Regions from separate parts of the Homo sapiens genome. Here region 1 is linked to region 2. Evidence: chromatin contacts called from ENCODE Hi-C or POLR2A ChIA-PET data. All regions are on one chromosome and are shown on one strand. The core of a region is the stretch at or near the end of the contact, and the rest is flanking DNA. Distances in the headings are between cores, read along the strand shown.

Evidence for each region. Hi-C counts contacts between places; a loop is a spot of excess contacts on that map. ChIA-PET counts read pairs that join two places held with the same protein, here RNA polymerase II (POLR2A). Pooled maps may share reads with other maps.
Region 1: a loop to region 2 is called in a map of ascending aorta, with 2.9 times the contacts of the local background. The contact joins the promoter of TMEM192 here to the enhancer-like site in region 2. A Hi-C loop is called at or near these places in 28 of 168 maps with a recorded cell type or tissue (B cell, CD4-positive, alpha-beta memory T cell, CD8-positive, alpha-beta T cell and 20 more), 24 of 37 single-sample maps with no recorded cell type and 25 of 50 pooled maps. POLR2A ChIA-PET finds 5 or more read pairs at or near these places in 5 of 52 experiments (BJ, Caco-2, K562 and 2 more).

Annotation. Positions count from the first base shown.
Region 1 is chr4:165,111,610-165,115,431 of GRCh38, reverse strand. It overlaps TMEM192 (transmembrane protein 192), which reads left to right and starts at 2,572. Exons shown (of 6, transcript NM_001100389.2): 1 at 2,572-2,685. The coding sequence starts at 2,659. RefSeq lists enhancers at 2,217-2,276, 3,057-3,296 and silencers at 2,400-2,598, 2,767-3,026.
Region 2 is chr4:165,459,907-165,464,131 of GRCh38, reverse strand. The region is part of intron 1 of CPE (carboxypeptidase E); the gene reads right to left. Among named protein-coding and RNA genes, the nearest start is that of MIR578, 76 kb to the right of the region's middle. Within about 2 kb of position 2,623, at least 3 of the 41 ENCODE cell types and tissues checked have a DNase peak (open chromatin) inside an H3K27ac peak, as active enhancers do; they include ascending aorta, where a contact is called at or near this core.

The DNA.
Region 1 (3,822 bases), core at 1,323-3,822, 350 kb after region 2:
TGACTAATTCTGGAGCCCTGGTCTTAACCAGTGTGCTGTCCCTGTGAAAGTACATGTCTTGGCTAGGTGCAGTGGCTCACACCTGTAATCCCTGTACTTTGGGAGACTGAGGCGGGAGGGTGGCTTGAGACCAGGAGTTTTGAGACCAGCGTGGGCAACATAACAAAGTCCCATCTTCACAAAAAGAAAAATCTTAAAAATAAGCCTGGTATGGATGTGTGAACATATAGTCCCAGATGCTTGGGAGGCTGAAGAGGGAGGATTGTTTGAGCCCAGGAGGTTGAGGCTGCAGTGAGCTATGATAGCGCCCCTGTGCTCCAGCCTGGTTAACAGAGTGAGATCCTGTGTCGAAAACAACAACAGAAAAGCATGTCTTGACATAATAATGAAATGAAATGTGTGAACCTTGATTGGATTCTGGTTACTGAAAAAGAAAAAACAGCAGCTGGGCCAGGCACAGTGGTGTATGCCTGTTATCCAAGCTACTTGGGAGGCTGAGGTGGGAGGATTGCTTGAACTCAGGAGTGTGAATCCAGCCTGGGCAACATAGCAAGACTCCATCTCAAAAACAAAACAAAACAAAATAAAACAAAAAAAGCAGCTAAAAAAGACATTTTGGAAACAACTTAGAAAATTTTTGCCATAGATTGGTTATTAGTAAACATGGAATTACTATTAGTTGTGTGTAATATTGATATTGTGGTTATGAAAGAAAATATAAAATATCCTTATTTTAGGCAACAAAGTATCTAGGAATGAAGCTTCATATTGTCTTCAATTTACTTTCAAGTAGTTCAGTTAAAAAATGGCCAGGCACGGTGGCTCACACCTGTAATCCCAGCACTTTGGGAGGCCAAGGCAGGCGGATCACAAGGTCAGGAGATCGAGACCATCCTGGCTAACACAGTGAAACCCCGTCTCTACTAAAAATACAAAAATTAGCTGGGTGTGGTGGCGGGCGCCTGTAGTCCCAGACCCTGGGGAGCCTGAGGCAGGAGAATGGCGTGAACCCGGGACGCGGAGCTTGCAGTGAGCCGAGATCGCGCCACTGCACTCCATCCAGCCTGGCGACAGAGCGGGACTCCATCTCAAAAAAAAAAAAAAAAAAAAAAGTATGTGAACACACACACCCACACACAGAGCAACCAAGACAAAAAATGAACAACTAATGAATCAAGTGTGAGGGGTACATGGATGTTCATTGTATTAATCTTTCAACATTTCTGTAGGCTTGAAAATTTTCAAAATAAAATGCAGAGAAGAAAATTTGCACGTCTAGAAAAGGCTTGTGATAAATAATTCATAGAATCTCAGGATTATGAGACCAGCCTGGGCAACATAGTGAGACCTTGTCTCTACGAGAAAAAAAAGAAAAAGAAAAAAGAAGATCACGTGGAGTCTTACACCATCTCTTCCTTCACTAACATTTGCGTAGTTTTATCTCACACATCCTAAACTGGATCACACTATACTCAATGTACAAATAAGCATTAGAATGTATGAAAGTGGGCAAGACGCGGTGGCTAAACTTGTAATCCCAGCACTTTGGGAGGCCGAGGCGGGCGAGTCACCTGACCTCAGGAGTTCCAGACCAGCCTGACCAACATGGCTAAACCCTGTCTCTACTAAAATACAAAAATAGCCAGGCTTGGTGGCACGCGCCTGTAATCCTAGCTACTCAGGGGGCTGAGGCAGGAGAATGGCTTGAACCTGGGAGCCGAGATTGCACCACTGCATTCCAGCCTGGGCGACAGAGCGAGACTCCGTCTCCGCCGCCCCACCAAAAAAATGTATGAGTGTATATATTCTAACTGATATCAAAGTTCTCTCCGGGAGCTGGTAACAGAAAATTTCTTTCCTTGTTTGCTTACATTTTTACAATCATGAGCTTTTTAGAAAATGTCATTGAAGTTTTTTCTCTTTTTGAAATTCAATTTTAAAAGAAACAAGGGCCCAGTGGCTCACGCCTGTAATCTCAGTACTTTGAGAGGCTGAGGTGGGAGAACTGGCCAGGAGGCCAAGAATTCGAGGCTGCAGTGAGCCGAGGTCGTGCTAGGGCACTCCAGCGTGGGCGACAGAGCGAGACTCTGTCTTAATAAACGAACGCCGTAAGCATTCCGAACTGCTTTGTTTCCCATTGGAGAAATCTGTAAATATGTCATGGAAATTGGAATCTTTATTCTGCTCCTGTCCCTCTGCTGGCGGAGTAGGATTTTACCGCTGGTTCTACCTAGGCGTAGAGCTGTGTCTGCAAACAACCAGGCAAGACCGAAAAAAGTTAATGTTCTTAAAATATGCAAGTGGAGCCCGAAAATAGTTAAATTCTTGGACTAGGAAGGCATCCTTAAATGCTCAAGTCTCTGGGTAAGAGCGCACCGAGGGGCTGCGGCCAGAAGCCCCAGGAACCGAGGTGGTTCAGGCGGTAGCCACCGCCCACAGTCCAGGTCTTCTGGGCCGGCACACCCCTCCCACCATCTCAGCCAATCGGAGCTAAGGGGGCGGGGATCGGGCCAGCCGGAGGCGGGGCGGACGCAGGAGGGGGTGTGTCTGGGGAGGGGCCTGGCAGGTCCCAGAAGGTGGCGAGTTTCGCGGCCAGAGGCTTACAGGTCCAGGTGGAGAGGCCGGGCTGGCCAGGGCTTCGGCCTCCGGCGTCGGGAAATGGCGGCGGGGGGCAGGATGGAGGACGTGAGTGCACGGAGGCGGCGGGCGGTTGGCCCCGGAATCCGCTTTTTCTTGTGCCGGGGCGCACGGGGCGGAGACTCAGAGAGGGAAGCCACCCTTGGCGACTGCGGCCGCGGCCGAAGGGGGCGCCGCCTGTGCCCGGGGAGGCCTGGGCGCGGGGCTTTGGGAGGGCTCCAGGCGGCTGTGGGATCCGCGACACGTTGGCTCCGGGCTAATTTTCCCAGTGGAGGCTGGGGTGGGCTCCTGGGCGGTGGGCGCGCGGCCCCCGGGGGTCCCAGGCTGGCGCCCAGCCCACGTGCGGGGTACGTCTTTGATCCCGGAACTGGCAGCTTCACGTGATGCGCGCCTGGCCTGACAGCCCTTCCTCCCCGCGAGTCTCCGGGAGCCGGGCCGATGGGTTCCGCTCGGACGTCCCAGGGGCACAGGGGGCGAATCTCCCTTCCTGGTGAGGTCCCTTGCCTTGGCTCTAGAGGCTGTGGACTTGGAGTGACAACGACGCTCGGGCCGGGCGCCAGCGTCCCGCAGACCTGTCGCTATCATGGCCTGGAAACCCACACGAGAGAAAAAGTGTCATGTGTTGTTTTGAATCTAGCATGGTAGGAATACAAAGGTTTTTAAATCTTTGATAGATTCAAACCAGATTACCAAAACAAAAACAAAAACAAAAAAACAAAAAACCAGTGGCCTAGTTTACAGCGTGTATAGTACAGAATGGTAGCATAATTACAAAAATCTTATTTCTTTGCTTCAGTATCGTAAGGTGTTTTTAGGAGAAACATGTATGTATGCTGAGAGTTAACTGGATTTTCCACTGGCAAGTAATAAAATTTTTGCTCTTGAGAAATGCAAAGTTGACAGTTACTGTAAAGCACTAATTTGGGTTAATAAATTAGTAGGAATATTACTGTGATCCTATCACTGAATGAACTGCATCAGGAAAAGGAAGAGAAACATGAAACAGTTCCAGCATTACGGTAGCTTAGATTCTTGTGCAGTAACCAGTTAAATAATCTTGATGAAATAAAGACCAAACAATTTCTAATGAAACTAAAATTTTCTATTTTTTCCAGTTGAGAAAATGGAAAATTAACTGTAAGACCTGTAAGTAGATTTGAGACTCATATATATTTAAAGCAAAAT
Region 2 (4,225 bases), core at 1,374-3,873:
TAAGGAGGTAATTAGGGTTAAATTAAGTTATAAGTGTGGAGCTCTGATCCAATAGGACTGTCATCTTTATAAAAAGAGGAAGAGACACCAGAGCCCTCTTTCTCTCCTCTGCACAGAGGAAAGACCATGTGAGAGCACAGTGAGAAGGCGGCAGCCAGGAGGAGAGGCCTCACCAGAAACCACCCCTGCTGCCACCTTGATCTTGAACTTCTAGCCTCCAGGCCTGTGAGAAAATTAATTTCTGTTGTTTAAGCCAGCCAGTCTGTGGATATTTTGCTATGGCAGTCTGACAAGACTAATATACCATCTCACCCACAATAACTAATAATAATAACACACTACGTGCCTCCTATTAAACACTGTGCTTTGCATGTTTTCTTATTTAATCCTGACCAAACATCTAAAAATAAGTATTATTATCCAACTTCATTTTGCAGATAAACAAACTGAAATTCAGACTGCTTAAGAAGACTGTCTCCATAGTTACATGGCCTGGGAAGCCAGGATTCAAATGCTAGTCTTCTGGTTTACTTAAACGTCTATGTTTTTGTTTTTTTGTTTTTATTCCTAAATCATAGTGATTGAGAGGGGCCAGACTGCATGGATTCAAATCCTAGCACCAATTCTTACTGTCTAGGCTTGGGCAAGTTACTTCAGTTCTCTGTGGCTCTGTTTTTCCATCTAAAAATTAGAGATAACAATAGATTCTAGCCCATACGGAAGGTTATTATAAGAACTAAATAAAATAATGAATGTAAATGCTTAGAACAGTGCCTGACAAATAGCAAGTGCTATATGTTTCCTATAATTTTCTTTAATATTATTATTACATGACATTATCTTGTCATTGTGAAGTTCCTTGCCATACATAATCTAATTTTCTCTTCACAACAGCCCACTAAAATGTGTAAGGCATGTATTTTTATTATCCTTATGGTATAAATCAGCCCAAAGAGGATATACTTTGCTGAAGGGCTCAGAATACTAACAAAAGTCACTGTTGCCTGTTTGTGAGACTCTCCATTGCGTTTTAGGAGTAGTAATGAAATTGCAGAACGTAGCAGCAAAGTGATCTCAATTAATCCTGTTGTTCTGCTCGTTTCTGCTTCATCCATCCCACGGGCCCAATTTCTGCATTTACAAAATCACTAAGACTGCTGGTTCTTGGTATAAGAAAGCAAATTAGAATTATTTTTCTCCTGGAAATATGTTAACTAAGCATTCTTTGCATGAGATTCCTGAGTTTCTGAATTAAGTGACTATTCACCCCAGAAAACTATGACCTTGTGGTGACCTCTCAGCCTGAGCTTATGCTAATCTTAATCTAAGGATCAGGTGGGAGCAGGATCGGGGCTATTTATACCCCCCTCAGTTTTTACTTTGAGGGAGAGTCTCTAATAAAATTACCCCTAGGGACTTGCCCAGAAAGTAAGAGAAGAGATGAGGAGGTGTGAGAAGAGATGTTTTCTTGGCTTCTGATTTCAAAGGTAATAATAACCTTCTTCCTTTCTGTAAACTCATGCAGTTTATACCCTCATTTATGTGATGTATTCATTTGATTGAGGCACAGGAGAAACTGCTGCAGCCCATTAGAGAGAGAGAGCAAGTAGCCAGGGGAATATTAGAAGCTGGCTTCACAAGTTTTTTTGAAAAAGTTGCACTAAGAAGGCATTTTGGTCCTGCTCCCTTCCCCAAAACAACTTTGAAGCTTCATGTCACTCAATAAAGCTTGGCCCACAACCCCTAATTACACTGAAAATTTTTATAACTTCTCTGTGTTTAAATCTTTTTTTAATCAATTAAAGAAGAAACAACAAACCCATAGTCACTAAGCCACACTTGCCCCCAGATGTCTGGTTTAGCTAGCACAGTATATTTTGTGTTCGAATGTGAATGCTTTGGGATAGAGCATGCTCCCCCTAGTTCTGCCACAGGCTGCGCCATTCCCTACTGCTGCTTTACTCATTTATGTTTGCAACTCCTGATTTTCAGACTCAGAAAATGTATGACATGGTTTCTCTTCAAATCTGCAGATTTCTCTCAGGAAAAATCTCCCCCAATATATCTATGTATTTGTGAGGCGGTAGTAACACTAATGACAATAACAATGCTTTAGGTTGACATGAAGACAGGACAACAAAGGTCATTATATTGAAGATACTAATGTACGGAAATAAAATGCAAGGCACATATGATAGCAAAAGAAAAGGCAAGTGTATCTCTAACTCCTTCTGTCCTCAGGAATAACTTAGATCACTATATAATGTTATCACTAGAATACAGAAGAGCTATGCTCCTTTAAGCCAACTAACATGACTTGTGAGATGCGGAACAGCCACATTGTTTAAATACAGCATTTGTTGGACATACATGCAAATCCCAGGGTCAGACACTACATGGGATCCAAAAGCAAATATGTCAGCATTCCTAAACTGAAGGAATGTAGAGTCTGGAAGAAGACTCAGACATGCAATGGACAATGTTCAGGAGTGAGGCAACGGTGAAGGAATGTTGGATATGTAACTAAACTGCTTCAAGGTTCCAAACTGGGATATTCCTCCCACCCCTCTGGCCTCTCTCCAGCTCTTTTCCCTCCCAAGGCCAAAGCTTTCTTTTTAAAACGCAACCCTCCTCAGGTCACCTCCACCAAAGAACCCATCAGTAACTTCCCCTTTGCTTTCATGATAAAGACCAAAATTCTCTACGAGATCTTGAACCTCCATGTGGTTTGGCGTGGTGCCTCTCAAGGCACCAGCCTTTCCCTCCTGTGTTTCAGCCATCCTTCTTTCAGCCACGAGGCTCGTCCCTATAATGCTCTCTGCTTCACATATTCACATATTTTATCCGCACAGCCTTCTAAGTATGGCTAAATACAGCTTCCTTGGAGTAGCTTTAGTCTAAGTCCACAGTTCCTTTGTTATTTTTCTTTTCTTTTCTTTCTTTCTTTTTTTTTTTTTTTTTTTTTGAGGCAGAGGCTCACTCTGTCACCCAGGCTAGAGTGCAGTGGCACAATCATGGCTCACTGCAGCCTCGACCTCCCGGGCTCAGGTGATCCTCCCACATCAGCCTTCTGAGTAGCTAGGACTATGGGTGTGCACCACCATGCCCAACTAATTTTTTTGTAGAGATGAGGTTTTGTCATGTTGCCCAGGCTGGGTTTGTTATTTTTAACACCTCAGTTTGAAAATATACATTCATCAATGTAGTTATTTGATTAACTCCTCTGTCACCCAGACTGTAAGGTCTATTAGTCCTGGGATGGGATCTATTTTAGCTCACCAGTGTGTCACCTGTGCCCCCACATAGAGTCTGGAACATAGTAGGGATTTGCATTCTTGTAAGAATACGATAAGAATAAATTCTAAGCTTAAATATCAGTTCAATAAATTTGTGAATGAAAGAGTAAATGAATGGTCTTGCTTTTCAATCCCATCCTTGCAGCAGCGTGGCTGACAGTAGAGCTTGCCCTTGAGACAGAGGTGCAGCTGCAGATGCTTGAAAACCCTTCTGGAGCAGTGAAGGGAATAAAGGAGTAACTGAAGGGGGCTTGAGGCAGCTTCAAGGAGGCTGCACCCGGGTGGAATATCAGGAGGCCTCAATGGCTCATTGCTCTAGCCAACAGGCTCTAGCCATTCCAGGTAGGAATGGAAACTCTTCTTTGGGAATGAAGGCAGCAGTATGGTGAACAGCTGATTTCCCATCAAGAAGATTAATTTCCATAGTCACCACAAAACCTCTCCAGGCAAGCAGCTCCCCAAAGCTATTTTTGTTGTAAAGTCTAAACAACAGATTCTGAAGAAATTTTGCCTTCAGAATCCTTAATACAGAAATAGCAATAAAATTGAAGACTTTAGATTTTGAATGGCCCTCTCTGAGTCAATACGTTCTTTACCTTAGACTTTTTTAAGCAAAGCAGTGACAGTTTTTCATCATCAATTTTCTCTTCTGCGTAAATGGATGACGTTTGCCTTCCTGTTTATAGTGTTTACACAGAAGAAAAAAACACAGGTTTAACAGGTTGCAGCTGCCAGGTATGTGGATCCGGCTGGTATAATGTACACGTCCCTGTGTGTTAACTCATCTCTCTCCTAGCAACGGGGTGGGGGAGCGGGGAAAGCGGCTAGAAGCACTACCCTCAGGACACTGGGGATGGTTGTTTTTACATCATCTTACTTTCTTCACTAATTCATTTTCCTTTTTTTTTTTTTTTTTTTTTTGAGACAGA